Regions from separate parts of the Homo sapiens genome. Here all the other regions are linked to region 2. The links are chromatin loops, found by intact Hi-C in ENCODE. Cell type or tissue: mammary epithelial cell. All regions are shown on one strand.

Region 1 (5,000 bases), 470 kb after region 2:
TCCTCCTGCAGTCTGGCTTTCCTGCCAGATGCAGCCCAGAGGACCCATGACTGCATGGCCACCAGGGAAGGAGGGACCCAGACACCAGAGCCAGGTGGCCTCGAGGAGCTAAGCAGGCCCTCCCTGAAATGCCAGGGATTAGATTCTGCCATCACCACCAGCAACAAAAGCAGCAGTCAGGGAAGAAGTGCCTGAGGCAGGGAAAGGACCCTGTGTCCTGCTCTCCACCATGCATCAGGCACCTATTTATCAAGTGATGATGCACCAGGCACTGTGAAACACTTACTTGCCTCCTTTCATTTGATCCTCTTACAAACCCATACGGTCACTATGATTAGCCCTATTTGGCAGATGAGAAAACTGAGGGTAAGGAAGCGTAAGTAGCTTCTTCTATTGACCCAGCCAAGTCAGGTCAGGTACAGAGTGGCACATTGCCTCTCTCAGAGAGGCACAGACAGAGGATGATCTCTGGGACTGTATCATCCCCCAAGAGTGTTCCCTGCTTCCACACCCACCTCATGGCAGTTCCGCCCCCCTCAGCCCATGGCAGCTGTGCTGCAGTCTCCCTCTCTGGCATTAGTGCTCCTGCAACAGGGACCTACTCTCCAACTCCCCTCCTCCACTCACTGGCCCTTAGCTCTCAACTGTTTCCTAAACCCTGCATCCTCTGCACATCCTGCTTGTGTCTTTGCTTGCTCCTGCACCTGCAATGCCACCAGCGTCTCCACCTGCCACAGTCGGTCCCATCAATGATGTCTCAAGCCACCAGTATAGCGCACCTGGGCCTCCACTCTTGCTTCACCTCGGTTCATTCCTGAGTCCTCTTCTTAGAGCACTGATCTGATTACTCACCCTCCCATGGAGGTGGTCACTGTGTTTACGGTAAAGCTCAGCCCCTATGTAGCCCGGCATGATCCTGCCCTGCCTTTCTCACACATGCAGAACTCACTCAGGTCCCCCCAGATCTTCTCAACTCACTCTCAGCACAGCTGTCCCCTCCTCAGGGGACATGCCTCCTCATCACCGTTTTGGGCCCTGCACGCTCTGATCACCTTCTGGATCAGCTCACAGGCCCAGTCTTGTGAATTCATGCAGAGAGGCAGCTTGTGTCTCCTATATCTTGTGCTTAGATCTTGGTCCAACACAAAAATCTGAATGAATGCAGGCCTCCCCCGAGCCACGCCTCCATTCCTGCTCCTCATCAGGTATCTGTGCACCTCTCTCCCCCCTAGGCCTGTACAATGCCCCCAGTCTTGGGCTCAGGTCACCTAGTGCAGTCCCCACTCCAGGCAGGTCCACACCTGAACCATCAAAGACCCACACCTCACCCTCAAAGAATATGCCGCCTCCTTCTCAGACAAGCTCTCAGGGCTCCACCTTCCACAGCCAGATCTGAATCCTGCAAGTTACCAATCCGTAACAGGGTTTGCAGCCCCTCAATTCAGCCAGTTCAGGATCTTAACATGATAATGGGACCAACCTCAGAAAAATGCAGAATTTGCTAACCAGAGCCAACCTCAAGGCCAACGAGGAAACACGTTATATGTCCACTTGGGATGAATGTATTGATAACGATAAGCCCGGCCAAAGACCTCTCCTCCCTCCCTCACCTGGCTCCCTGTCCTTCCTGGGGAGCTTCAGGGATCCCAGGCACCATCCTCATCCGCTGGGTTGAGGTCACCCATCCACTGCCACATCTTGCAAGAGAGTCTGTTGGTTCCCAAGTTTCCTCACCCCCTCCCCACTCCTTTGCCTCTTCTTAGCCTCTGCCTTGGCAAGGTGATGAATTAGGAGCCAGGAGTTGGCACATTCACCAAGCAATTAGTGTTTATCTTCCTTGTTTCTGTGGCTGAACAACAGATCATTTTCAACCTTAATAGTCAATACTCAGAAAGATAAAACTGTCTGGGTCACTCTTGGGAGGTGATTTGAGGGTTTGGTGGGAAAGGGAGGTGGGATATGAGATGGCCCTGCCTCAGCCATCCAGCCCCCGCCCCTCTGGACAGGCATTCCTGGGGTCCCACCTGTTACCCTTCTGACCTCTCTCCATGGTCCATCAGGAGGCAGGGACAAAGGTCCCCATGTCGTAGCCGGGACACGGAAGGGGGACAAGAGTCAAGCAGCTTGGCAGTTCGCAGCCCCTCAGTGTCCCCTCCCCCTTGGACTTTGAGGACTCTGGCTTTCTGTCTCACTCTTCACCAAGAGCTGCCTTGGGTAGAGCCCTGTCCGACTCATGCAAGCCCTCTTTGGGGGCTGCAAAACTGAGCCTTCTGTGCCCACCCAGCCCCCTCCTCAGGCCAGCTACCTGCAGAGGGAACCCAAAGGTGGCACCCACATAAGGGAAGCCTGCCCCTTCTGCAGAATTCCATGCCAGGTTAGGCAAGGTCTGGTGGGGTGAGCAGTAAGCCCCTATCTGCTGCTCAGACCAGGGGACTGCTGTCCTGGGGTCATATATTCTACAGGCTAGGACAGAAGGGCCTACTCAGCTAATACAGAAGTGGGGGAAGGAGGAGAGAGAGAGAGGCTCACCTTGTAGAAGGGCCCTGGGACCCAGTCCTGACGGCCCGGGCTGGGGCAGGAGTTTGGCGCCCACTCACTGCAGTGAAATGCTGTCACCTGCTGGCCGTGCCTCAGAACTGCAGGAGCCCTGGTGCGGGTCCTAGGGCTGGGCCCAGCAGCTTCCACCCTGTGACTCTCCACCAAGTGCAGAAGGCCAAAAAGAGGGGAAATCAAGCTTCATCCCAGGTTGAAATGTCGTCATTGTCTTTGTTGTTAATTCCACAATAATAATAGTATAATCTCTCAACTGTTGGGCCCTTGCTAAACCAGGTTCTTTGCAGTTTTTTGTTGCTCACAGCAGTCCTTTAAGATGTTATCCCCACTGAAGCTCAGACAGAGTGGGCAGCTTGGCCCTGGTCTTACAGCTGATGGGCAGTGCAGCCAGGATTCTGGCCCTGACAGTGTGGCTCCAGCTCCACACAGTGCCCTCAGAAGCCTATGCCTCAGCTCTCCACACAATGAAATGTACCAGGCACCCATTATTGGATGCCTTCCAGCTCCCCTTTTGATTTTTTCACCTTCCTCTCCCACTTCCTCTTCCCAGTTAACTGCTTCTTAGCCTCCAAGGCCCGCCCACGTGCCAGGCACTGTTCTAGGACAACATGATGGAATAACCCCTGCTATCACGGAGTCCACATTCCAGCAGGTCCTGAGGCCCAGAGCAGAGCTCAGAAGCTCCTGCGTCTCCAGCCTTCCCCCGTCCTGGACAGAGAAGGCTTCTCAGATGGGGACCCATGCCCCTGACAGGGTCTAAAGGAAAGGAGAGGCACGGGGCTGGGTACAGGGAGCCTTGGAGATTTGGGAGTCCAACCTGCCTGCCTATCAGCCCAGGTCTGATGGTGGATTCCCAACCTGACACCAAGCTCAATGTTCCTGTCCCTTCCAACCCTCCTTTTGCTGTGGTCTCCACCTCACAGGCTGTTGGAGCTGGGAAAGAACCCCAGAAATGATCCAATGAATACACCTCATTTTGTAGATGGAGAAGGTCAGACCCAGAAAGGGCAAGCAATTAGCCCAGATCACACAGCCAAGCAACAGAGCCTGGATGAGACTCAGGGCTCCCAACTACCCTGCCAGAGCTCCCTGCTGAGCCCCTCTGCTGCCTCCCTCCTCGCTGGTCTGCCAGGGGGCTACCCACACCTCTGAGAATCACCCAACGCCCAGAGCTGGGAGAGGGCAGGAGACAAGGGAGCATGGGCCAGGACTGTCTGGGTCTGAGAGGAACAGAAGTGGATATAGAGCCTTGCCCCCCTCCTTCCTCCCTAATAGGAGGATTAAACCTCCTATTCTCACTCATGCTGGGGACAGAGGCATTCTCAAGAACTGGGAAGAAAGGATTTCCCTGATTGCTTTATAATCACAGCTCAGACGATAATGGACCTGGTGGGGATTGATGGGGAGAGTGTGATGCTCAGCGACGTCCCCGCCCAGTTCCCAGCACAGCCCTGGGCCTCCTGACACAGCGGTCTTCCCAACATCCCACCAGCCAGCCTCTGTGCAGCAGGTGCAGCCCCTGGTGCAGCCCAGGCATGGGACAGGCAAGGGCCTGGCTGCCCCCACAGGGGAATTTAGCCAGACCTGGTGTCCCATCCAGTTCCCCTTCTCTGGAGCTGGTAGGCTTAGGGCAGGGCCTGGAGAACTGGGAGCCTCTCGTGGCCAGGGTCTTTCTGAGAGTCCGGGCATCTCTGGAGCCCAGGAATGGGTCCTTATCACCATCACAACCCCAGGGTCCTCAAGAAGGGCCAGGAGGCTGCAGGGCACGGTGCCCACAGAGGTGGACCTGCTGGGGCACCACGTAGGGAACCAGCACCCAGGGCAGGGGGCTGTAGGGAGCAGCAACTAACCCCAGGGACACTCTGCAGTCCCAGCTCCCAAGGGAGAACACCACCCAGGTGGCCAAAGCATGTGGGTCCAACTTGTGGTCTCTCTTCTTGACAGTGCTGGAAGGTCCTCCATGGACACACTTGGCCCCTTCTCCTTCCTTTCCTTTCTCACCCTTACCCTCCTGTCTCCCCCTTCTCTCTCTTCTCTGCCATTTCTCCCTCACTTTCTCAATCCCAAGAGCCCCTTCGTGGCAAGCCTGGCTGCTTGGCTCCTAAAGCTCCCTGGCCCAGCAGCGTGGAGAGGAGGAAGGAAGAGTGTTGTCCCTCCACGATGGACCAGCAGCCAGCTTGCTTAGGGACTTTTACTAGGACAGAGGGACTGCTCCCCTGATGTCATCAGGCCCCTGGTGGGGAGCAGAGTGAGGAAGAACAGTGAGAACAGAGGGGCCCGGGTGTCCCTGCCACACCAGGAAAAAGAATGTGGTTGTTTGACACCCTCTTCCCTCTCTACCATCATGCCTCCTCCTGGCTTGCTCACCTCTTCCAGGAAGACTTCCCTGACTCTCCTTCCAGGCTTCTCTGAGTTTCCAGGGACTGGAAGGCCTTTTCCCTTTCCTC
Region 2 (5,000 bases):
CATGATGCAAGATTTTAAAGATGAAAATCAACGTAAAAATCCGTGATGAACAAAACGTCCACATTGTAAGTAAAGACAGGATCCATCACAGTGGTGTGCTGGGTGTCTGATGCGAAAGGAAAAGTCAGTTATTCTAATCCTGTCTTTATTTACAATGTGGACGTTTTGTTCATCATGGGTTTTTGCTTTCATTTTGATTTTTTTAAAATATCACATTAAAATATGATTTATCCTGATGGTTGAGGGTTTTGGCTCCCCCCATATACTTTGTGCCTCTCTCTCCTCTCTGGTCCTAGGTCTGCCCTCACCCCTTGTCAACGGCTGGGAGCACGTAAACTCTTGCAAATTATTTAACCTCTCTGTGCCTCAGTTTCCTCACTATAAATCGTGGATGGTAATCATGCACCTGCTCCTCTGAGCTGCTGTGAGGATAAAATGCATCTTTATGAAGCCCTTTTGAACTGGGGCGGTGCCTGGCACGTAGCAATCACCACTCAGGAGGGTCAGCTCTTCCTGCCAAAGGGTTAGTTCCTGGTCCCCCAGGGTGGGGAGGCCCTAGAAAGGCCCTGAGCTTTCACAAGTTTAGGTGCTTTAAGTCTGGGGCTCCCAGGGTGCTGGGGAGCAGACCAGTGGGAGTTTAGTGGGCAGAGTCCTGCCTGGCTCACCCGGCCCCATCCGTCTCCGGTGGGCTCTTCTGCTGCCGGTTGTACAGGAAGAAGACAGTGAGCACAGCAACTAGGATGAGGAACACGGCCACGGTGCCCGCCAGGAGCCTGGCTGCACTTCCCAGACCCCTCTGGGGGCGGGGCTTTTCTGGAAACAAAAGACAGGGAAGAGGATTAGAGAGAGAAACTCAAGTGACCCAAAGAGAGTCAGAGATGTGAGAGAGTCAGACCCTGAGGCAGTACTCTGCCTTTGACATTGCACCCCCAGCTCCCCTCCCCATGGTGCTCCAGTTCTAGGAGGGGCTCCCAGCCGGTGTGGGATGGAGGCTCCTCCTCTAGTTCCCTATGACCCTGTAACCCCACACCCTGCTCTGATCCTGGGATCTGGGGCATGGAGGTAGAACAAGGGTGAGGGTATCTCCTGGACAGGCAGCAGGTGCTGAGATGGGGTCCCCACCCCGTCATTCCATTTCTGGCCCTGCAGGGAAGATTCCTGTTGAGGAGTTTAACTTCTTTCCCCTCCCTGTGCAATTAAACAAGCAAATGAACTAATGGGTGCTTCACCCTCCCAGCTTGGGACAGAGGGTGAGGATCAGGAGGGAAAGGCAGGAGCTGGGAGGGTCGATGAAGAAGGGGCACCTGGGGGTGCCTCCCGGGAAACCAAGCCTCTTCAGTACAGATAGGTGAAAAGCCCAGAGGGCTGTGGTCTAAGGTGAGGGGGCTGAGCCCACCTTCTGGACCCACCTGGTCATGGACCCAGAAGATTGCTGGGCTTGTCGAGGTATTTCACAGTCTGAGCTGGAGACACTGGTCTGTCCCTGAAGCCCAGGAGGCTGCAGAGACTGACCCTGTGGCCAGGGGCACATGCTGCTTCTCAGCGATCCAGGCTTGGCTGTGAAGCCACAGCTGGCCCTTCCAGTTCCTCCTTCTGCTGGGCTCGATTTCTCACCTCTGACCTTTACGACCCCAGCGTGGAGTGGGGGGTAGGGACTAAGGAGAAAATCACACACTTATGTACTCCTTCCTCTCCACTACCATATTACATATAATTAAACACGGAGAGCACCTGAATAGAGATGCCAAATTGCAGTTTGCAGTAAACATCATGGAGCCAATTTTCCTAAAGTGGAATTGACAAGTCCCTTCCACTCACTCACTCACTTACTCACTCACTCCCTCCTCATTCACTCACTCACTTTCTGTCTCTCTCCCCTTCTCTCTGCTCCATTCCAGTGCCCGGAAGGAGGGGGTATCTTGCTCCCAGTAAATTTGCAACCCCTCTCTGGCCTGTCTGCAAAGGCTCTGGCCCCAGCATCCATCCATCCACAGCTGGTGGCTGTGGCCGCCTTTGGAAGGCAGTTTCCCGTGTTGTCCAGGCTGGTCTCAAACTCCTGAGCTCAAGTGATCCTCCCGCCTCAGCTTCCCAAAGTGCTAGGATTACAAGCATGAGCCACCGTGCCTAGCTCCAGAGTGATCGTTCTAAACTACAAATCAGATCAGGCCACCTCCCTACTTAAGTTCCTCCAAGAGTTCCTCCAACAGTTTGTGGCCTTTATCAAAGCGTTAAGGGCTGAGGCCTTTCACGACCTGGTTCCTGGAGGAAACGCCATGCCGCCCCCAGCCTGGACCACTTGCAGCTCCCAGACAGGGAGCCCCTGCTTCCTCTCATCCTCAGGTAGCTAGTAGGAGCCACTCTGTCTGCCAGGGTCTCTCTTTCTTCCCCTTCTTTGCCAGGCCAATCCAGCCTGCAGGTTTAAGCTGGACGTGCTTCCTCCAGAGAGCCCTCCCTGCCTCCTCCACTGGAATGGGGTTCCTCCTCTGGACTTCCCCTGCACTCTCTTTCAGTCTCTTTTCTTTTCTTTTTCTTTTTTTTTTTTAGACGGAGTCTCACTCTGTCGCCCAGGCTGGAGTGCAGTGGCGCGATCTCGGCTCACTGCAAGCTCTGCCTCCCGGGTTCATGCCATTCTCCTGCCTCAGCCTCCCGAGTAGCTGGGACTACAGGGACCCGCCACCAGGCCCGGCTAATTTTTTTTTTTTTGTATTTTTAGTAGAGATGGGGTTTCACCATGTTAGCCAGGATGATCTCGATCTCCTGACCTCGTGATCCGCCTGCCTTGGCCTCCCAAAGTGCTGGGATTACAGGCGTGAGTCACCGTGCCTGGCTTCTTTCAGTCTCTTTTCTACAGACTGTGATTGCACGTCTGACTTGTCTCCCCAGCCCTGCACAGTGCCTGGCATGCAGAAGTGCTCAGTAAGTGTGGTGAATGAATGAAGGCTTGCCTGAATGTGTAGTGGGCAGTTCTGGGAGAGGGTCCACCGGGCGGGCCTCTGGAATCTCACCTTCCACTAGGGGGAGCTCTCACCTTGAGTCCAGCCACCACCACGCTGGATGCTACGAATTCAGTTTCCCTGGACACAACTCAAACCTATATCCCCTTTTCTTCTCAGCACAGCTGAGGCAGGCTGGCATTTCCAGAGGGCTAGGGTGGGAGGGGGAGCAGTAGGGAAATGAACACATACCCTGTCCGGCTCACAGAGTTCAGGTTTCTCTTCTACCACGGTTGGCCCCACATGGAATCCGAACAGGAGGAAGAGACAGGTTCAGGACAAAAGGCTGGGATTTCAGCCCTTACTCCCTGCCTCCAGGAAACTTCTCTCAGAGGCTTTCACCCATCATCCCCTCATGGACTCTGCAGCCACTTTGCCAAGAGAGGGTGGCAGCTGTCTCTATAAGGGCCCTTTCATCATCCTTACAGTGCAAACAAAAACACAGCCATCCCTCGGCATCTCTGGGGGATTGGATCCAGGACCCCTAGCGAATAGCAAAATCCAAGCATGCTCAAAAGTCCCTTATATAAAATGGTGTAGTATTTGCCTATAACCTATACACATCCTCCCATATACTTTAAATCAGCTCTAGATTACTCATAATACCTGGTACAATGTAAATGCTGTGTAAATGGTTGTAATACTGCATTATTTAGGAATAACAAGAAAAAGGTGTACATGTTCAGTGCTGACACTACTCTCCATTTTCTTTTTTTCTGAGTATTTTTGATCTGCAGTTGGTTGACTCCACGGATGCAGAACCCATGGATGGATACAGAGGGTTGACTGTATAAGAAGTGAGTCTGTGAATGCACTCGTGTGGGCATTAGGAAAACCAAAGGCTAAACAGGGTGGGATGTGGTGGGCAAGGCCTCACACGTGCCAGGGCCACAGTGGATAACTCTGATTTTGTTCCCTCCAAATTGCCCTCACTCCCTGTCCCACCCTCTCAATATCTGAGTGCAACTTCCATTGTCACCATGGGCCTTGCCTGATGCACCTGGAGGGTCGCACCCTGGTGGAAGAAATACTAGTGGAGAGAAAATGAGATGTGGGGACAAGAAAAGGGAAATCCAAGGAGGAGAAATTGGCCTCAAGTCTCTGGCATGCAAGGCACTGTGCCAGGTGCCTTTGCTGATTTGGGGCATATTTGATCCTCGTATTGAGCCTGCAAAATGAGATAATGTTATCCCTGATGAGCAAGATAAAGCTCAGAGAGGTTAAGTAATTCGTTCAGGATCGTCCAGATAGTCAGTGGCTGAGGGCACTGGGATCTGCGCCTGTGTGCTGTTCTCCCTGCCTCAGGCTGTGGGGTCTTAGTATTTCTCATCCCTCACTTGGCATGGGCCTGCCATCCCCCTTTTCATCCCTTATCAGACATAGCCCTGCCTACCCCCTCCCTGAATAGGGGGGCCCTGGTTGCTTTGTCTCTGAGCCTCCCCTTGACAGCTGTGAGGAAGGGGCCTGGTGCTGGCCCCAGCCAGAACCCTGGCATTGAGCCCCCAGACACTCTCTGGTTACACCGTGACAAATTGGTTCCCCCGCTCCCAGCTCCGCAGGCTTGAGGGCAGGCCCAGTCACCTGCAGGCAGCTGGGTCTGGCTGTGAGCCGGGAGAGCTGGAATCAGTGTCGGGGGGTGGGGGTGGGGCCTCCAGGGAGCACTTATTGCCCACCAGGCTCCGGGCTGGACCCTGTCCTTGCAATGATCCTGGGAGGTTGGCTATGTGCCTCTTGCTGTACTGCAAAAGGGCAGAGCAGTCAAGTCAGCAGTCCAGGTCCCACAGCTAGGGCCGCCACAGCTGGACTTGGGTCCAGTTGACCACTGAAGTCTCTGTCCTGTTAGTCATCAGGGCCTGGGCTCCTCTCAATGGCTTCCCTGGGAGAGCCCGCACTCGGTCCTGGCTCACGCCGCAAGGATGGCCTCTGGGGGTCACACCAGTGACACTCCCTGGGCCTCAGTTCTCTCACCTGTCACATGGTGACAGTGCATCTGGTTTTCCTGTCCCT
Region 3 (5,000 bases), 370 kb after region 2:
AGGCACAAGTCTCATCTCCTCCTCTGGAAAAGCCTGCCCTACACGTTCAGTCCCGATAAGTTCTCCACCTCACCCCTCTAATTTTCTATTAACCCCACCCCGCCCACACATACGCAGCCTTTTCACCCCTTCTGCCTTTTCAGCGTCCTTCACACTACTGAATCTCTGGCTTCCACCTCTGCCATTAGGAAGCTCTTCCTCCTCTTGCTCTCCACTTTCTCTTGCAAGTTGACCCAGCTTTCTCTGGAAGCCTCTGCACAGGCTACCTGGGCAGGCCCCAGCATCTGCACATGCTTCACTGCAGCCCTCTGGGCTCCTTTATGAATGTCATTAAGTCTCTTTCTGGTGTTTCTTCCAGCCTGCCTTAATCTGAGGGCCCCACACGAGCCGGCTCAGGCCTCCTCTTCCTTCGTACCTCCCTCGAAGCCTGGGATTCTGGGCAGTGAGTGCTCCAGCAGCTGACTGACTCCCATGGGTCTGAACACCACCAGCCAGACAAGGCTTTCAGCGCTAAATGACATACTTTGGGGGCAGCAGCTATGATGTCACCTTTATAAACCCACATGCTGGACTCGGAGCTGTCATATTGTCTACTAAATCCCTCAGAAGGAGGAAGTCTGAATCGAGATGGATTTCAAATGTTCGTTTCCAGTCAAACGGACTTAAAACTGTGCATGTGAGGAGGAGTTCAAGGAAGTCAGCCTTGTTCTCCTGGAGGAGAAGCCTCGGGGTTTCATGCTAGTCGCCTTTCAGCAGGAGCCAGGCTGTCGTGGAGGGGAGAGCTGAGACTCCATCCTGTTGCTCCATGGGGTAAAAGCAGAGCCAGTTGTTATCAACCCAATGTGGACAGACTCCAGCTCAACAGAAGAAAAGCCAGGGACCTTGAGACCCTCTGAGCATCCTGTAGCTGTAAGGGTATAAGTGAAACGTTGCCCAACTTGTAGAGGAGATTTAAACATGGAAAGGGGAGAGAAGAAGGCATTGGAGGGGAGAGAAATGAGAGTGGACCAGATGGCCTTCAAACTCTTTCTAGCCCTGAAGAATCTGACCATTACTATAGAAAGAAAATGGCGCAAAACAGCAAGAGACTTCAAAGCCCCTGAGAACAATTGTCCTAATGATGGAAGTCTGGAGAGGACTCCAGAAGTCATTTTCTACAATCTCCCCATCCCCAGGCAGCCTTGCCCCACTGTGCATTTATCACCAGCCCAGAGATTTCCACTGGAGCTAGCTGGAATTTCTACAAGGCAGCAGCCAGAGGTGGTGGTGGGCTCTGTGGCAGCAGGTGGAGAGGAAAGGCTCTTTCTGGGCTGAGCATCAAGCTGGAAAAAACATTGCTGAAGACCCCACCACCAGCCCTCAGGTCTATTGCAGATGCACCTCTCTGTGCTGGAGGGAGAGAGCTTGGCGAGGGAGCTCAGTTGGAAGCGGTGAAACAAGCATCATTCTATTGTTGAGCTGCCTCGCCAGCTGCTGACAAGGGAGGCTTTGCAGACAGACTGAACCTATGGAGAGATGAAAGTCGCTCAGATATAGACACACACACTCCCAGAGTTTCCTGTGCTTAAGCTGTTTGGAAGCTCTTGTCATACGCACCTCGAGCAAAGAGAAAGGAGGCGAGCGGGAATGACTGCTGGAAGTTGAGCATGTTTCCCCAACGCTGGCGCTGCTCTGTAATTCTCCTCCTTCACTAAGGAAGCTTTCTTTCAAAATAATTGGGGAGTGGCATGACTCACAATCACAGTGCCTTCACTCCCCGAGGAACAAGAAGTTAATGGGCTTGCTGTAGGGTGACTAGGGGAATTTGCCCCTCGGTGGGGATCTTCCCAGACCCCCCGGGGACTGCCGCGTGCTAGCTAATGTGGGCCAGCACCAGTGTGAGGCCAGCCCTCTGAGCCTTGGAAGCATCTGGTGAGCTTTGTGCTCTCTGTGCAAGTGGTTGGCATCCTATAGGCATAACCGTAGGCTTTCAGAGTGGGCACAGGCCAAATGTCCTCCCCATGGTGGAGATTAACCGGGCTGGGATCCCATTACAGGAGAGTCTGTGATGCTAGTTAACTCATGCTGGTTCATCTGCTCATCTTGGCTCTGCTGTCACCTTCTCAGCCCCCTCCCTGTCTCCCTTAATTTGATCATCTTGGCCCCCTCCCCTGTCGGGGCTAGAGGCTGCCCCAGGTCCCCATCCTCCCAGACTTACCTTCATCTCTGCTGATCACACAGCACACTCTGTGTCTTTTTATTTTCCTGCCTCATCCAGTAGGTTCTGAGATCCTTGAGGGTCCTCTCCACACTTTGTTAAACCAAGAATACAAATTGCTCAAAAGCAGGGCAGGGCTGGGTCCAGGGTGAGCAAGGAAGGCATCCAGGGTGCAAAATTCAAGGAGATACACACTCTCGGGCTTCCACAAGCCCAGGTGGGCCCCTGAGAATGAATGCCTCCTGAAAACACTGGAAAACACCAGGTTGGGCTCACTGGAGTCCTGGCCCTGGGGCACGGAAAAGGAAAGAATATTAATTGTTAAAAACCAACCATGTAGAGACACTACACTATTTCACTGATCCTCAAAGTAATCCTGTAGAATAGGTACTGACAGCTTCATTTACACATAAAGAAAATGAAGCTCGGTACAGTTTTGCACCTTGACAATAGTCCCAGAACTAATATCACAGACCCGGAACAAACCCCAATCTTCCTAACGCGGAGGCGCATCAGACTGCCTCCAGCAACCGTCCGCAGCTGCTGTCCCATGTCAGAGAAGAGTGCCTCTGAACGGGTGTCCTCTGAGGGGACAAAGGGCTTGGCCTCCTGGACATGAGGGTAGGTGGAGCTCTGCCCAATGCCCCCAAATCCTGACTCGGCAGGTGTGGCTGGGCCTGGGAATATCTGTGTTTGCCAAGGTCCCTAGGAGGCGCCCATGCACCGTCTGGTGGTGGGGACGCTGCACTGCACCAACTTCCATGTAGGGCCAGAAAGTCCTCCCTTAGGGCCACCCTAACTCACAGGCCTTTCACTGCAGCCCCTCCCCTCTCACCCAGGCCTCCGCGGAGTCCCCCTGCAGGAGCTTCCTGCCCGGGGCTGTGCCGGCTGCCAAGTTGTGCTGCTGCCGGTGCTCGGATGGACCCCGGGGAGCAGCAGCCACTGCTCAGAGCAGTCTGTTTTGCCTGTTGCCGGAGGCTGGGGGGTGCAGGAGCAGCCCTGGAGGGGCTTGGCACTATCAGTGGCGGAGGGGTCTGTGTAGACTCAGAGACAGATGTGGCAGGCAAAGATGGGGGACTTTGTCAGCAGCCCTACTAAGCCTAGATAGTTCTGCGTCCCCAGGCCCCACCCCCCGGCTCCTGCCTTTACTCCTACACCCCCTTTCCACCAGCATCACCACTGAGGGGGGCAGCCCAGCCGGCTTCGGCACCAGACAGGCAACGGCAGGAAGCACAGAGGAAACACCAAGGGAGAACAGGTACCCAGGGCAGCCGGAGTGGGCCTCGCACACCCCCACAAGCAGAGTCCCTGCAGCAGCAGAGCCGTCGGTGGCATCAGGGCGGCCAGCTGTGCCCCAGGTTTCCAGAGTGGAGAGGAAGGGACCCCACACTCGGGATGGGCTCCAGGGTGCTGCGAGCAGCGGGTGGCCCCGCTTGGAGCCAATCTGCCTACCTGGAGCAACCTGCCTACCAAAGACCAGAGTCCCACCCAGGAAATCAGGCCCCAGAGAGGATGTACCCGCACCCTGCCAGCTGCTGCCACACTCATCACCTCTCTCTTGTGACTTAAGTCTTCAGGCCGCAGTTCTCAGCGCCCTTCCTGCCCCACAGGCTGCCTCCAGCCCAAACTACACAGCTTCCAGAAAGCGTTCTCCTGCCCAGACCCCTGCCCCTTTGAACACAGGACAACCCCTCACCTGGCATCCCCGGGCACCCATGATCTGGCCCAGATCTCCTGGAGGGTTCACCACTGATCCTCCAACACAGCCACATCTTCCCATCTCCCGCCTACCTCCCCTGCCTCTTGGTTCTGCTCTTCATCTGCCCACATCTGACATATCTTCAGGATCCATTTCAAATCCTGCCTCTCCTCCTCTTCCTTCTCTTATCCCCTAAACCTTTGGCCTCCTGGAGCCCTTTGCCTGTGGCATTTGCATCACTCCCCATATACCCCAGACTAATCTATGAATTCCTTAAGGGCAGAGACAGAGCTGTCCTCAGCATTGTGCTTCCCTACACACACCAGCCTCTGCCATGCCCACAGCTCCTCCCACACACATAAAGCCATCAAGCCTCTTTCTTCAGAGGACCTCCACAGGCAGGAAGTCCTGCCTCATATCCAGCCCAATTCCACCCTGCTCAGGGCTCATTTTCATTCCTCAGTGAAGATGGAGAGCAGTGGATTATCTTCCCCTAAATAATAACCCTTCCTAGGCTTTCACACTATTATTAAATCACCTTTAAGCCACCTTTCTTCTTCAGGCTAAAGAATCCCAGTACTTTTCATGTTCCTTCAGAACGTGACTCTCTGCCCTGTAATTAGCTTGGCAATACTTTTGAATTCTCCCCAACTTCTCCACACCCAGAAAGAAGAAGTGCCTTGAGAGGGGACCAAAAGGAACTGTGTGGAGGGTCTACGATGTTCCAGGGATCACCCCTACTACATTTAATCCTTCTAGCTTGCTGCTCTTCACCCCAATTTACAGATGAGGAAACAGAGGCTCAATATGCTCAGCAGGGCTTCTCAACGTTAGCTGACATGTTGGTTCAGATGATTCTTTGTTGAGCAGGCGCTGGCTATGCCTTGTAGGACGTTTAGCAGCATTCCTGACCTCTACCCACTTGATGACAGCAGTAACTACCCCCCCCCCCACAACACACACACACAGTTGTGACTACTAAATATGTCTGCAGACATTGCCAAATGCCTTCTGAGTGTGAAATCACCTCCAGCTGAAAACCACTGGGTTAAAGGAATTTTGCAGAAATCAATCAACTTGTAAGTAACAGACACTAAATTCAGA
Region 4 (5,000 bases), 160 kb before region 2:
CCACTTACCCAGTAATGGACACTTAGGTGGTTTCCCATCTTTTGAGATTGCTAACAATTCTGCTGTGAGCATCCCTGCATATGCAGCTGTGTCTGCATGCAAGTGTTTCTGAGACTGAATTCCCCAAGAGGAATTGCAGAGTGACAGGGAATGTGCATTTTAAAAGGTGATGGGTAGTAGGTAGGCATATTTTTAGGGTTTGTATCAAACTCCCATGGGAACCCCTGTATGTCCAGAGAGTGGGCGAACCGTGTTATGTGGGGAGCACAATGCTGGTGACCCAGGTCTCCACACTCTCAGGCTGTTGGGCCCACTTGACATGGGACCACTGCCCCCTGCCTCCCAGCACCTTTGCTTCCTTCCCGTGGGCCTGATGCTGCCTGGGAATCCTCCTGAATCTCCATAGCCCATTCATTTCCTCTTGCGGTGACATATCTGTTCTGTCCCTGTGCTCTTCCCTGGAGCCTCCATTTCTACTCTCAGCTGATGATGTCACTTCCTGTCTCACTGAGAAAATAGAAGCCACTGGGAGAGAATGTCCATGGTCCCCACCCCCACACCACACACCTGCTTGCATCTGCCTGGGTCTTCTGCTTCCTTCCTGGGCTGAGGCAACCCCTCCACTCTGTATGACCAGATCTTCAAAAAAATACTATTATTGAGATATAACTCATACTCCATGAAATTAACCCCTTTAAAGTGTACAATTTAGTGCTTTTTAGCGTGTTCACAGAGTTGTGTAACATTTACCGCCACCTAATTCCAGAACATTTTCATCCCCACGGGAAACCCCGTTCCTATTAGCAGTCAGTCCTCATTCCCCCTCCCTGGTCCCTGGAGACCACCGATCTATGCTGTCTCTGAAGAAATCTAGTCTCTCCAGACTCACCTGTTCTAGACATTTCATATAAATGGAGTCACACACCATGTGGTCTTTCGCTACTGGCTTCTTTCACTTGGCATTTTGTACTCACGGCTCATCCATGTTGTAGCCTGTATCAGAACTTTGTTCTTTTTTATGGCTGAATAATATTCCATTGGTCAGTTGATAGACATTGGTGTCGTTTCTACTTTTTGGCTCTTACAGACAATGTTGTTATGAATATTTGTGTGCATGTTTTTGTGTGGTTGTATGTTTCTGGTTCTCTTAGGTACATACTTAGGAGTAGAATTGCTGGGTCATATGGTAACTGCAGGTTTAACTTTTAGAAGAACTGCCAAACTGTTATCCAAAGTGGCTGTATCATTTTACATTCCCACCAGCAGGGCCTGGGGGTTCCAGTTTCTCCCCATTCTTGTGATTGCCTGGTGTTCCATTCTAGCCCTCTGGCGGCTGTGAAGTGCATCTCCTCTGGAAGCACAGTCAGATCTTCTCATCTGCTTGAGGACAGCACTCTCATATTTCTCCCTGACCTCTCCTTCAATACGTTTTTCCCTTTGTACCCCAATCACCCGTCAGCATGGAGGCAAGCTCGTATTTTTTCCCGCCTTGAAAAAACTCTCTTGACTCACGGCCCCTCCAGCTAGCTCCCCATCTCTCTTCTCTCTTTTACAGCAAAATCCCACAAAAGAATTGTCTCAACTTGTCTCTGATTTCTCTCTTTTCATTCTCCTTTGAACATACTCTTGTCAGACTTTTGTCCCCACTCTGACCACAATCAAGGTCACCAGTGACCTCTACATTGCTAACCCCAGGGGACCTTTCTCAGCCCTGACTTAAGGATCAGTGGCTTTTTACGTGGTTGGTCGCTTCCTCCTCTTTTCTGACTTGGGTTCCTGGGAGCCCCCCTTCCTGGTGTCCTCTCTTTCGCTGGCTCCTCCTTCTCATTCTCCCCAATTCCTCAACATCTTCCTGATCTGGAAATGTCAGAGGGCCCTGGGGCTCTCTCCTTGGTCCCTTCGCTCTGCTTTCAGAGTGTCTGATATCTCATCCGGTCTCACTCTGAATGTCACCCAAGTGCTGATGACTTGCGGATTGTAGCTCTAGGCAGGGCCTCTCCTCTGAGCTCCACACTCATTTATCAACAGCCCCCGTGACATTTCACCTGACAACTCTGACCGTCAATTCCCAAACGGAACTCCTGACTTCTCCCATTGAGCCTCAGCAAAAGACAGTACTGGGACAGCTTCTTTCTCTACCTAAGGCCAAGGCCTTGGCATCGTCCTTGACTCCTTTCTCTCTTACACCTGGGAGAATCCTGCCATTTTCACCTCCCCACTGTCTTTGCTACCCCAGGGCCAAGGTGCTTGGAGGTTGCAGTGGACTCCTAACTGATGTCTGTTTCCACCCTTGACCCCACGGTCTGTTCTCAACACAGTGCCCAGAGAGATCCTCTTAAAACACAAGCTAGTTACGCCATCCCCCTGCTCAGAGCCCGGCCATGAAGCCCCATGTCATGGAGGCAAAGCCCTCGCCATGGCCCACAGGGTCCTTCAGGGTCTGCCCCCACCCCTGCCCTCTCCAGCCTCCACATAATCCTCAGGGCCTTTTTCTGTTCTTCAGACCCTCCAGGCAGGCCTCGGGCCTTCGCGCTTGCTGTGCCTGCTCTCTGGGATGCCCTAGCTCAGAAGTCTGCTCAACTCTCTCCTCGTCTCCTCCCAGGCTTTACGCAAATGTCACTGCCTGGGTGAGACCGTGTCTGGCCACTTTGTGTAAAACCACAGCCTCCCTGACACTACTCACCGCTTCCGGCTTTATTTTTCTCCTGGGTGCTCATCCCTCTAATACACCGTCTGTTTTACGTGTTGACCTTACTTATGCATTACCTCTTTCCCCCATTAGGATGTAATCTCTGCAAGGGCAGGGCTTTTAGTCTGTTTCTTCACTACTGTATACCCAACCTCTAACATCACTCCTGTCCCAAGGGAGGTGCTGAGTCAATATTTGCTGGATGCCTGATTCAAGGCCTGCGGTCTGGAAGTTCTCCGATGGTGGAGCGGCCCCTACGGCCACGCCGCGGTCGGCCAGGAGGTGGCGCTGTGACTGCAGAAATGGCGGGCTCCGGCTGCCCGGCCTCTTCTCAGGAATGAATGCACCTGGGACTTCCCGCTTCGGAGGCAACGCGCTGCGGGTGGGGGGCGCGGAGGTACGGCCGTGTGCGCCCCCAGGTCAACCTGCTGCCTTTCTCATCTCTGGCAGGACTCCGGGGAACCTGTGCTTATTTCTGGGCTGGTGAGGGTCACCAACACCACCCTGATCCCAGGCCCGGTGACGTCTGTCCGGGGCAGCCTCTGGAAGCCGAGTGGATTTGGTTGGACGCCCGAGTCTTTCCTGGGCCCTGGGACAGGGGTGAGGTTTCCGTGCCCGCCTGCTCTTGCTCTCAGCCATGGGACCTGTCCTGCCCTGGCCTGCATCCAGCTCTGAGCCTCCTCAGCAGCCAGGAGAGGCCCTCGGCTCAGGGCTCCTCACAGCTGGCTTTTGGAGGTGCCAGCGAGGATGCTGCCGTTCCTGGCCCTGCTACTTGTCGGCTGGGTGACCTTGGGCAAGTGCTGAGCCTCAGTGTTGTCATCTGTTCGATGGGAGAGACACGCCTGCCTTGATGGTAGTGGGGAAGGTTAGATACTTGTAAAATCCCATTTGGTTCTGGGCAGGTGCGGAGCAGGTGCCCTTGGCCAGTGCCAGCTCCCATTGAGGCAGTGGGCAGTGCCAGGGCTGGCTGGGCGTTGGGGTCCGACCCAAGGGGCTGCCCCAGGCCCCGCATGTTCATGCATTCACTCCGACACCTGTGCAACGTGGCTCTCAAGGGCCTGGTGCTGTGTAGGGGATTGGGGGAACCATAGGGATGAAAAAGACTTTGCCCCTGCATTCCAGAAGCTGAGAACTAATGGGAGAGACAGGAATAATCCTACGTGAAACAAAGTTAAATAACAAAGATGAGACAAAGCACAAGAGGTGTGGGCAGGCTGCCGGTGATAAATGCCCAGCGAGCAGGACAGATAGGAAGTGCTTCCAGCCCCGCCAGAGAAGCAGTGGGCTGTGTGGTCCAGGGAGGTCACTGCCAGGCTTGGGGCCAGGAGGCAGGCAGAGGTCATGGCCGTGGCTGTGGAGGTAACCAGCCTGCAATGAGGCCCGCTGCGCCTCTTTCCCCCACTGATGTCCTCTCCCCATGGCCTGGTCTTGGGCTGGTTTCCAGAGGCTGCTCCTGACTGTGATCCAGGGTTCAGGCTTTTGAAAGGAAGGGTGGGCTGGAGGGTGTCTGCCGCCTGCCTGGGACTGGGACTGGGGCTGGCACCAGCCGAGGCCCCCTGGAATCTGACCTGGCCCTTGACCAGAGAAGGTTCCAGGGATGGTGCTGTGCATGGACATCGCAGAGCGGGAAGGTGCCCTGAGCCAAGGGCACCTGGACCCACTGAGCATTGGTTGGGGTGGGGATGGGGGAGCTCGTACCACTGGGATGGGAGGTCCTCCCCTGGGAACAGGGGTCAGTTAGGACACTTCTGCTGGACTCTGAAGATGGGGAGCATGATGACGGACGTCACCACCCTGCCCGCAAAGTCCTAGTGTAACTTCTGGGAAACAAAACTGCCAAGAGCCTGTGAAAGCCGCTACATCTAGGGGATGAGAAAAAATGCAGAGGTCGTGGGCACAGTTTCCTGGTGAGACCTCCAGCACCATGTCCAATCAACCTGTGGCCCACTTTCCTCCAATGCATTTTCCAGGTTATGCCCAGGCAGGAAGCTGTCAGGATCTTGGGTTAGCATGGGATGAGTCTTGGGGAGGGTGGAATGGCTCCAACACCCTCCAACCCTTCGCCTTCACAGACCTGTGGCTACCATCCCTGCCAACATCAGTGCAGTGCCCAGCCTGCAGCCAACTTCCTGTGCCAAATCTTAGACCTGCTGCCTCCACCCTTCTCCCCACCTTCCCCCCTCTTTTACCTTGGTCCTGTCAGTTTCCCCGAGGGGGAGATTGAGACAGCTGGGAAGGACCCAGGAGCCCGGGATGCTTCTCATCACCAGAGATCCTGTCCTGCCAATGCTCGCCCCTCCAAGCAGCTGTC
Region 5 (5,000 bases), 110 kb before region 2:
CAGCATCTGACACACTGAATAACTCACCTTTCAGGTGCACGCGAAGGCCTCAACCATCTGGAGAACACCTGCTGCAACAGGTAACACCCCCGTGTCCAGGCCCAAGGCCTTGTCCATTGCACACCCACAGCCCAGCCCTGTTTTCACTACCTTGATGGACAATTGTTGGAGTTAACTCTCCAACTATCCACGAACCCTGATCCATCCTGCTCACACACAGCAGTGAGCACATCGAAGCCATTTGTTCAATGTGACCCAACCCCCTGAATTGATGCTGGCTGGATTAGAAAAAGCACCTGAGCCAAGCTGGACCCATGAGAATTCAGTCTTTGGGGCACTGGAGTCAGGGCGCAGGGACAGTCTCTTCAGAGAGTTCTCTGTCTATTCCACATACATTTGGGAGCTGTGGGTGGTCACCTTGGGTCATGAGGTCTGCCCACAGAAAAAAATGAAGCAGGTGTGCAGGAGAGATGGTGACCTGGAATTCCCAGGGCCTGGTGGCTTTGCTGTCCTCAATCCTTCCTTGCTGAGGCTCCACCACACTCCTGCCTTTAGCTTCTACAAGACACTCCTAAGTTCTTTCAGTAAATTGCCTCTTTGGGCTGAAATGCTAGTTTGAGTGGGTGTCTGTAACTTGCAACCCCAGGATCTCAACCCCTCGCCACACTGTAAGTGATAAAAACATAGTGTAGTTGGGGCCCCAAGAGGACCAAAGCTAGGCACTTGCTGGGGACTTGCAGGAGGAACTGAGAAGGCCCTTGGAAACAGGTGAGAGAATGGAGGGACACCAGGTATATCTCTCCCTGGTAGGGGAGCTGTTGGGGTGGGGACCCCGGAGAGCTCATGAATGGGGCAGGTCTAGCAAAGGAGAGACCCTTTAGAGCACTGCTTCTCCTGTAGAATCAATGTCAACTTGTCAGTAAACGGACTGCTGATGCAGCAGGATCTTTAAGCCCAAGTCCCCACACTCTTTCCAGCATCCCACCTTCTGGCCAGACCCCCACTCCCACCCCCTGCCTCCATGGCTGTGTAATGCACCAGACTAGGAGTCTGAGACCTGAGTTTGAGCCCCAGTTCAGCCACTGATGGGCTGTGTGAGTTTGGGCAAGTAACCCCACCTCCCTGGGCCTTGGCCCCCTTATCCAAAACGTGGCCGCCATAATCTCCTTCTATTTTGCATGGCTCCTTCGAATTCTCCCTCCCTTCTCCGGTCCCTTCCTCCTTTGCCCCTTCCTTCTGCTTGGCACTTGCCTGCCCAGCAAGCCTCCCCTTCTGATCCATGCAGTTCAGTGCACTCCCATCCGCTTCCTACAGCTCAGGAAACTGTGAGGGCCAGGCACTGGTGTGTACGGTGCCTTTGAATCTTACTTTAGGTTAAGATGCTCACCCGGTCTCCCCTTTCAGAAGGAGACCCTCTGAGGGCAGAGATCTGGTCCTCTTCTCCTTCTTCTAGACCGCTCAGTGTGCCTGGAACAGGGCTGAGCCCACAGCAGGGTGCCTGGATGAGCCCTGCCCTGCCGGCCTGTTCCCTGACCTTTCCTCCAGCCCTTTCCCTTCCCCACCCCTGGCAGGGAGGATGCTCCAGAGCCCGCAGTCCAAACTAAGCCAGAGTTGGGGGTCCCCAGCCTCTCCAGAAAGCCAGCTCCAGCCATGGGAGGGGGCATTGCTGGCTGTTTCTTCCCCACAGGCCTGCTCTCCTCACCCCTGCACCCTTCTGTCTGGAGGGGAGGCAGTGTGCCTCACCTGAGCCAGTCACCACAGCCCCAGTGCAGCTGGCTCCTTCCCTTCCTCTCCCGCTCCCTGGCATGGACCAGCACACCGTTCTTCTCCCACCGCCCATCCTCAGTTGCCCCTCGCCTCCCCCCACCGCCTTCTGTTCCCATGCTGGCGTGTCTCCCCCCCCAGGCAGCTGGGAGCAGGGCGCCTTCGATTTCTCTATTCAGTCTGAGGCGTAGCAATTTTCTGCTCTCCCATAATTAGGGGAATTTTAAGCAAACTCCCCGACGGATGATTACAGCAGGTTCAATCCTGGCTCCTTTGATCAGGGAAGAATGAGGACGTTGTTGGAATATTCCTCAACCTGCTGGCCAGACAGGCTCTGCGGCGCACGCCCGGCTCTCGGGCTCCCCCTGGAGGGCTTTGAACTTGTGTCCTGGCGTCTGAGTGTCCCTGGGTGCTGGAGTCTCCCCAGGAGAGGACTGGGTCCAAATTCTGCTTCATGAAGGATTATCCCAGAGGTAGCTTCTCTAGCTTTGGGCCAATATCTGGGCTCAGAGCCAGAGTTGGAAGTGGTCTCTTGGGTAGGAAGGAAAGTTAAAGGGTCATGTAGGGCAGTCTCCCAGGGCTGCTGTGAATGGCCGTGCAGGCCATACACTGTGCCCTCTAGGGGACATTATTCTCCCTGTAGCTTGTGTGAATGGGACTCCTAGGGTTTGTGCAATGTCCAGCCTGCACAACACAACTGACAGCTTGAACCGCTTGAATGACTCCACTTTTCTAAAACGGCAGAAGAGCCTCCTCCTTAGGGTTGAAAGGGGCTCTCCTCTGTTTAGTCCATTTCCCTCGCCTGTTGTGCCTGCCCAAGGCAGTGTGGAAGAGAGAAAAAAGCATGGCCTTTGCAGCCACAGCCTAGAGGGGAATTCCAGTGTGAATGTTTCCTGGCCGTGTAACCTTGGGTTAGTTAATGAACCTCCCTGAACTTTAATATCAATCTTAAAGGACTGTTTTGAAGATTAAGTAAGAGATGGACTAAAACATTGCTTGGCCCTTATGAGTCCTCAATAAATATCACTCCCCTCTCCTTTCCCTGCCCACGTCACACTTTCCTCTTAAACATTTCATCTTCCCAGACAAACCCTTTCTCCTCTGTCTGCCCCAGTCCTGAGTCCCCCAAAGGCTGTGCCAGATAGCAGACTGCATAGCTATATATATATATATATTTTTTTTTTTTTTCTTTTTTAGACAGAGTCTTGTTCTGTCACCCAGGCTGGAGTGCAATGGCATGGTCTTGGCTCACTGCAACCTCTGCCTCCCGGGTTCAAACAATTCTCCTGCCTCAGCCTCCTGAGTAGCTGGGACTACAGGCGCACACCACCACACCCTGCTAATTTTTGTATTTTTGGTAGAGACGGGGTTTCGCTATGTTGGCCACGCTGGTCTCGAAATCCTGACCTCGTGATCTGCCCACTTCGACCTCCGAAAGTGTTGGGATGACAGGCGTGAGCCACCGCGCCTGGCCCAGACTGGGTATATTAATAGGCTGCTAATGTCTCTGGCATCCCCGAGCAGTGGTCCTGGCTTTTCCATAGGTTAATTAGGCCATATTTCAGGATAATTACGACTGTATATTCCTACACTAATTAAGTGGCTCTAAACCCTCTCCAGAATGCAGCTCTGTGAATCATAATTAAGCCTTACCACCAAGTTCCTCTGCCAGCCACGGAGCCCGGCGAGCAGCCTGTTGTCCCCACTCCCAGTCATGGGAAAGGCTGCGTCTGAACCATGGATTTGAAAAGGACCTATTTTCCCGGGATCAGGTCGAGATGATTCCCAATAAACATTGGATGAGGCTTTGCCCTGTTCCTCTTTTGTTTTCACAAGGAGAGAGAGGAATAGAAATACAGTGTTGATACAGGTTTATCTCCTTCTTCTCCCCGCTCTGTTGAGTAGATGTAAATGGATTCCCAGGGGATGCAGGTGGTCGGGGATGAGAAGGTGATGCATGCATGCCTAGGCATAGGGGTGCGTGTGTCAGACTTTGGTGAGTGTACGTGAGAATGTGTGTGCTATAGCTATTGTTCACTAGGGACTTATGTCTAATATTAGCCAGCCAAGTTCATGACTACCCAACAATGAAAACGCGTGTACCAGAAAACACCTGTTGGAGAGGGCTACATAGATCTTCTCATTCCCAGTTTTGTTCTTTAATTTTTTTTTCTTATTTTAGAGACAGAGTCTTTGTATTAGTCTGTTCCTCACACTGCCATAAAGAACGACTAGAGACTGAGTAATTTTTTTTTTAAAAAAAGGTTTAATTGGCTCACGGTTCTGCAGGCTGTACAGGAAGCATGGCTGGGGAAGCCTCTGGAAACTTTCAGTCATGGTGGAAGTGGAAGCAGGCATGTCTTACATGGCCAGAGCAGGAGAAGAGAGAAGAGGGGGAGGTGCCACACATTTTCAAACAATCAGATCTCATGGAAACTCACTATTACAAGAATAGCAAGGGGGAAATCCACCTCCGTGATCCAATCCCCTCCCACAGGCTCCTCTTTCAACATTGGGGATTATAATTTGACATGAGATTTGGGCAGGGACACAAATTCAAACCATATCCTGGTGGATAGTCTTGCTCTGTCAGTCAACCTGGAGTGCAATGGTGTGATCATAGCTCATTGCAGCCTTGGACTCCTGGGCCCAAGCAATCCTCTCACCTCAGCCTCCTGCATAGCTGGGACTACAGGAGCACACCATTGCACCTGGTTAATTTTTTTTTTCAGAGATGGGGTCTCACTACATTGCTCATGCTGGTCTTGAACTCTTGGTTTCAAGCAATCCTCCCGCCTTGGCCTCCCAAAGTGCTGAGATTACAGGTGTGAGCCACTGCACCTGACCTGTTTTGTCCTTAATGGACCTTGCAAATTAGGCTGTGCACAACCTGGTGTTGGCCAGCCCTTCTGGCTAATGTCAGGATTAGCCTGAATTATGGAGTTGTCAGAAGATCCAATTTTGAGTCTTGGCTCTACCACTTGCTGATTATGTTACCTTAAGGAAGTCATTTGGCCTCCTGAGCCTTAGCTTCTTATCTGGAAAATGAAAATATTACCAACTATCTCACAGAACTCCTGAGAAAATTAAATAAGACATGAGGATGGAGCCAGTGACCCCATGTGAGAAGGCAGTGAGTTCTGAGCTCTTCTTTCAGCCATGGAGAGGGGGCTCACGTGGAAAGGGCCACACTCCCTTCCGGGTCCTCTATCTGGTGGCTCTTAGTCCTGGTGTGT
Region 6 (5,000 bases), 100 kb after region 2:
TTAAACCCAGGTGCACACACAAGAGCTCGACTCTTCCGCAAACTGACACATACACTTCCGTGTACACAAACAAGCTCACTCTCAAAGACGTGCAGGTTGCCATAATGTGTTTTCCCATTTGCACCTACACACAATCACCACCGCAATAATAATAATAGCAAAACCAGGGTGGATGATTGCTTCATATTTTTCAAAGGGCTTTCAGGCCTGTAATCTCATTTGATCCTCGCAGCAGCCCTGTGAGACGGGTGGGTGGAGCAGGCATTATTACCCCAGGTTTATGGTTGAAGAAACAGAAGCTAGAGGGGTGAAGTTCGCCATCTGGGAGGCGGCCTGAAACTCAGATCTGACTTCTTGGTAGTGAGCTTCCCATGCCTATTTGACAACTTCCAGCCCTCACTACAGAAAGCAGCAGCCAGGGCAGGGGCCTGCTAGATTCTTGATTCCTGGTCAAAACATTTCCCTGAGTCAACCCCAGCTGAGAAGTGGGAATTGGAGGCTGATAAAGGGAAACCGCCATCATTAGAAATCCCATAAATTCTCATTTACAACTCCCTGCCAGATGAAAGGAGCAATTGACTGCGTTGGAGGGAAAAGCAAATACCGATTTCCTTTAGGACTGCCCAGCCTCAGACAGCTGGTCCTGGAAGGTCCTGAGGGTGGGGGGATCCTGTTCCATCAGGGCTGTCCTCAACTCTGTGCACTTTCTCTCCCCTCTGTCTAGGTCCACGTGTGGGTCCTTAAGCCCCTTGAGGAAAAGGGAGGAGAAAAGGACAAAGAAGGCTCTCCCTTTCCCTTGGATCCCCTTCTACTCCCACATGCCTAGTGGGAGCCTCCCTCTTCTGCTTGAGCCTTCAGGACAGGTTCAGGACCCTGTCTCCTACCTGGCTGGGCCAGAAATGAGGAACATGTTGCAAGCCTTCCTCCACCTGACTTGCCAAGTCCATACAGGCTGGGGCCTTAGATCCAACAACTTAGAAAGGTAATGAGGGCAGCTTCCTTCAAAGGGCCATGTTCAGTGGGGAGGTTGCCTGATGATGAATGGAGAAGTGGAGTGATGGCCCCTTAATCTACTTCTGATGCTGCTGCTTCACTCTGGTTTCATCATTATTTTGTGGCTTAGTTTCTCTATCTGCAAAATGGGAATAGTAACACCAAACTTATAGTGCTACTGTGAGGTGTGTAAAGTCCACGGCACAATGCCTGGTACAATGCTGGGCCCCACAGGGTCAGGCCCTGTTGCCTGCCTGGGCAGCTTCTGGAGGAATGCCTCGGCTGCCAGGGCTGGAGGGGTGGTGTGGCAAGAGATGCCTCCCCAGCCTCCTGGGTGTGCCAGCTCTGGCTGGGAGGGAGGGGCAGGGAGGGGACATCTGTTTGACACTCTTATCAGCATCCATTACCTGGTGTGTATTTTCCCAGGAGCTGATTACATTACAGCATGTGTTGATAAACATTTGGAGTCGGAGTACAGAGGAAACTGAGCAGAATGTTAAGCGGGTGGTGCTTTGGTCAGGAGATGCAGAGAAAGGGCTGGCTGTGATGAGCTGGGAGTGGTGATGAGGGCCCCAATCTGGAGGCTTCTTCACCTGCCCAGCCCCTTTCTCTTTCTGATCTCCCTCCACCCTACTGCTCTGGCCCTAGCAGGGCATCCAGACGTGGTCCTAGAGGCAGGCTGTTATAGCAGAAGAGGTATGGGACTTGGGCCTGAGGCGGTTATGGGGTCCAGTCCCAGCTCTGTCATAAACTGGCTCTTGGCACTCTGGGCCAGTCTCTTACTTCCCTGGGCCTCAATGTCCTGCTCTGTAAAGTAGGCTTAACATCCGCTCCACAGGGTGGACCGAAGATTAAAGGAGTAACCATGCACCATGCCCCGCACATAGAATTAAGCGCTTTGTCTCCAGGCTCTTTTCCTGTGGTCCCCAGTTTACCCCCGAAAAATGGTCAGTCTTGCCTTGACTGTGCCTCAGATGTTAGACTACTGCTTTTATTTCAATTTTGAACTAAGAGGAAGTGATTTATGTTCTTCATAAGGCAAACACCCCTACTTCCAACCCTAGTTAGGGCTGGAGCAGGTAACCCAGGGCGAGGGTTGACTCTTCTCCCCTTTTTCTACACCTGTGCACGTGCAAGACAGCTGTAGCTAGGGAATTATTTGTGTAGTTATCTGCCTGATGTCTTTCCCCCACTAGTCCATAAACTCCCTGAGGACAGGTCACAATTGAGTGTCTGAAGTCCAGCCCAGGGCCTGGCACTGGCGGGAATGAATGACTCTCCCCCATCTGATTGGTCTGGCGCAGAATGGTCAAGATAACCCATCTCGGGGTTCTGTGCTGTCGAATTCCACGGTTGTTTCTGAACTTAGCGCACCGGGTATACCTCTCGCTTGGCCTTTGCCATAGATGACCTTGGATTCACTTTTCCTGTGGGGTATCTCTCTAGTCTCTCTGAGGTTTGGGCATTTAGACCTTCAAGAGAAGGATGTGCACCTGTCCCTCTGTCCGACTGTCCAATTTAGTGGGCATGGACAAATGCACGAATGAATGAGACTGCGGGAATGCTGCCCCCACCTCCTCTCCGCCTCCCCACCTCGCCTCCAGGTACCCTGGGCGCCTGGGACCCTGCGGGGCCTCCTGGAGGCGGGACGGGCACGGCGCCACCTAGCGGTCGTGGGCCGCGGAGAGAGCGTCCCTGTCCTTCCCCGTGTGGGACCTGCAACCGCCCCATAGCGCAGAGTCCGGGAGGCTCCAGCCACCGCCTCTGTCGGCCCCATTCTCTAGGTCCACAGAGGGTAGAGACACTCGGGGGAACGTACTTTTACTGGGGTACGGGGAGCCCTGCCCCACGGCTGTCAGCTCGGGTCGGGCGCGCCGGGTGCCCAGGAGGCAGCCTCCCACCCTCCCCCGCACACGTCGTTCCAGTCCCTCCGCCACAAAGAGACCATTGATTGGGAAGAGCGGCCGGGTTGTGGTAGGAAGGCTGGTGGGGACACGCACGCACACACACGCGCGCACACAGAGGCATACACACACACAGAGGCACACACGCACACACAGAGGCACACGCACACACAGGCACACACACACAGAGGCACACACAGGCACACACACACAGAGGCACACACACACACAGAGGCACACACAGGCATACACACACAGAGGCATACAGGCACACACACCCAGAGGCACACACATGCGCACACACAGAGGTGCACACACCCAGAAGCACAAGCACACATATACAGAGGCACACACACACAGAGGCACACACACGCACAGAGGCACACACAGAGGCGCACACACACACACAGAGGCACACACAGGCACACGCGCACACACACACAGAGGCACACACACATGCACACGCGCACACACACACAGAGGCACACACAGGCACACGCGCACACACAGGTACACACAGAGGTACACGCACACATATACAGAGGCACGCGCACACGCACATGCACACACAGAGGCACACACAGGTACACCCCGCCTCCTGCCGCGCCTGACACTCCGCAGGGCCCGGGGGTGGGTGGGCAGGGGTGCGAGGGGGCGTGGGGCTGGGCGCGCCGGCCTGGGGGGAAAGCCCCGCCTCCCGGATGTCGTCTCTTCGCCCCCTACTAGCTCTTGTCTCCTCCCCAACCCCTCGCCCCACCCCCTGCCTAATTTTTGCCAGTGGATCATCGGCCTTTGGATGAATCCGCAGCAAATGGCTCATTCGGGGCGGGCCCGCCTCCCCATCCCCCCAGTGTGCGGTCTCCTCTCCCCAGCAAAGATGTTCGGTGGCACTTACGGCCCCTTTTTAACACCAGGCGAAGCCAATATTGTTAGGAAGGAAGAACTGCTGTGGCAGCTGCTGCAAAGACAAATCATATGCAGTAATGCATCACGGGCTGAGGGAGGGTCTGAGTGTGCGGCAGGGCAGCGCGGGCTTATCAGCGCGGAATGGCTAATGGGGGCGCGGCTCCCAGCGGAAGGAGGGCTGGAAACTGTGCGCGGTGCGGCGAGGAGAGGAGAAGGCCAGGGCAGGAGAGTTTAGGCAGCAAGGATTTTCGCAATCTCTCTTCTTATCCTACCCCTAAAAGGAAGCTGCTTGGACCTGAAGGTGGAGCTGAATTTGAGCCTTTGCTGGAGGTGGGGTGCCCGGCCCTTCTACAAACGCCTGCTTGATTCCCTCCGTGATGGGCAAAGGCCTTCCCTCCCACAACACCTGAATTCTGGGCACCCTGATCTTTGGAGGCCAGGACTTTCCTAGGTTCCCTATCAGTCCACGCACATCAGAAGTAGAACGAACACCCTACTATCTAACCCGTTCCTGGCTCCTGCCCCCAGCCCTGCCTCGTAGCTGGCCTGTGGTGGGTGGGGTGTGGCTGGCAGTTGGTACCCGTTAAAAGAGAGCTAGGAGTGATATCTACTTGGTACCTCCCTCAAAGCTCCCGCTCGCCACCTGGATGCCTGTATGCACACAGGAATTGGCTGGGGGCCGGGGAGAGCATGGGTGGGGGTGCTGGTTTGCTTGGTTTATAACACTTCTTCTTGCTCCTCAATGCCAGGGCAGAGAGTGTGCCCCTGTACATGCATCCTTATTTGTGGGCAAGGCTCCGTCCATGCAGGTGCCTGGAGATGTGGGTTTACTCACACATTCCCAGGCTCTCAGGGTTGGAAGGGACTTTGGAAGAGGCCTTCCCCCTCCTCCCTCACCTGTTCTGCCATATCCATGCCAAATGCTCATCTGGATTCTGCTTGATCACTCCCAGTGACTGGAAGCTCACTTCTTCCCCAGGCAGCCCATCTCTGCTGACTGCTGGAATACTGAGCTGGAAACTGTGCCAGCAACCTGGACAATTCCCCACCCCCTATCCCATCTGCATGAAAACGGGACCAGGACAAGATGCCAAAAACACAGCACCCTAAGATAGTTACAGCTCATGCTTACAGAATACCTCCTTAGCCAGGCACTGTACTAAGTGCTTTACGTATCTTGACTCTCATAATCTTCAT

Evidence for each region. Peaks named below come from ENCODE experiments on the same cell type or tissue, not always from the same donor. Only the 100,000 strongest peaks of a DNase experiment are listed, where the experiment ranks them.
Region 1: it touches region 2 in a loop (11-fold over the local background); 10 of 110 quality-filtered maps call a loop at or near these places.
Region 3: a loop joins it to region 2, with 13 times the contacts of the local background. A loop is called at or near these places in 3 of 110 quality-filtered maps.
Region 4: a loop joins it to region 2, with 12 times the contacts of the local background. A loop is called at or near these places in 13 of 110 quality-filtered maps.
Region 5: a loop joins it to region 2, with 2.1 times the contacts of the local background. A loop is called at or near these places in 3 of 110 quality-filtered maps.
Region 6: it touches region 2 in a loop (11-fold over the local background); 4 of 110 quality-filtered maps call a loop at or near these places.

What each region holds. Positions count from the first base shown.
Region 1 is chr11:120,105,766-120,110,765 of GRCh38, forward strand. No RefSeq gene overlaps it. Among named protein-coding and RNA genes, the nearest start is that of TRIM29, 30 kb to the right of the region's middle. RefSeq lists an enhancer at 2,682-2,731. In mammary epithelial cell, a CTCF peak has its summit at 2,619 (motif pointing left); no DNase peak of the experiment used is centred here.
Region 2 is chr11:119,639,200-119,644,199 of GRCh38, forward strand. It overlaps LOC105369520 (a long non-coding RNA gene), which reads left to right. Exons shown (of 4, transcript XR_001748413.1): 4 at 297-418. LOC124900303 (a long non-coding RNA gene) reads left to right here and starts at 2,833. Exons shown (of 2, transcript XR_007062919.1): 1 at 2,833-3,790. It also overlaps a transcript of NECTIN1 not described here. In mammary epithelial cell, a CTCF peak has its summit at 2,999 (motif pointing right); no DNase peak of the experiment used is centred here; H3K27me3 peaks cover 179 bases.
Region 3 is chr11:120,010,497-120,015,496 of GRCh38, forward strand. No RefSeq gene overlaps it. Among named protein-coding and RNA genes, the nearest start is that of LINC02744, 18 kb to the left of the region's middle. RefSeq lists an enhancer at 3,421-4,026. In mammary epithelial cell, a CTCF peak has its summit at 2,928; no DNase peak of the experiment used is centred here.
Region 4 is chr11:119,478,570-119,483,569 of GRCh38, forward strand. The region is part of intron 3 of USP2-AS1 (USP2 antisense RNA 1); the gene reads left to right. Among named protein-coding and RNA genes, the nearest start is that of THY1, 58 kb to the left of the region's middle. In mammary epithelial cell, CTCF peaks have their summits at 1,312 (motif pointing left) and 2,960 (motif pointing right); a DNase peak (open chromatin) is centred at 2,922.
Region 5 is chr11:119,531,890-119,536,889 of GRCh38, forward strand. No RefSeq gene overlaps it. Among named protein-coding and RNA genes, the nearest start is that of THY1, 110 kb to the left of the region's middle. RefSeq lists an enhancer at 1,768-2,297. In mammary epithelial cell, a CTCF peak has its summit at 2,132 (motif pointing left); a DNase peak (open chromatin) is centred at 2,152.
Region 6 is chr11:119,738,807-119,743,806 of GRCh38, forward strand. It overlaps NECTIN1-DT (NECTIN1 divergent transcript), which reads left to right. Exons shown (of 4, transcript NR_120587.1): 4 at 725-817. Among named protein-coding and RNA genes, the nearest start is that of NECTIN1-DT, 12 kb to the left of the region's middle. In mammary epithelial cell, a CTCF peak has its summit at 2,659 (motif pointing left); no DNase peak of the experiment used is centred here; H3K4me3 peaks cover 202 bases; H3K27me3 peaks cover 421 bases.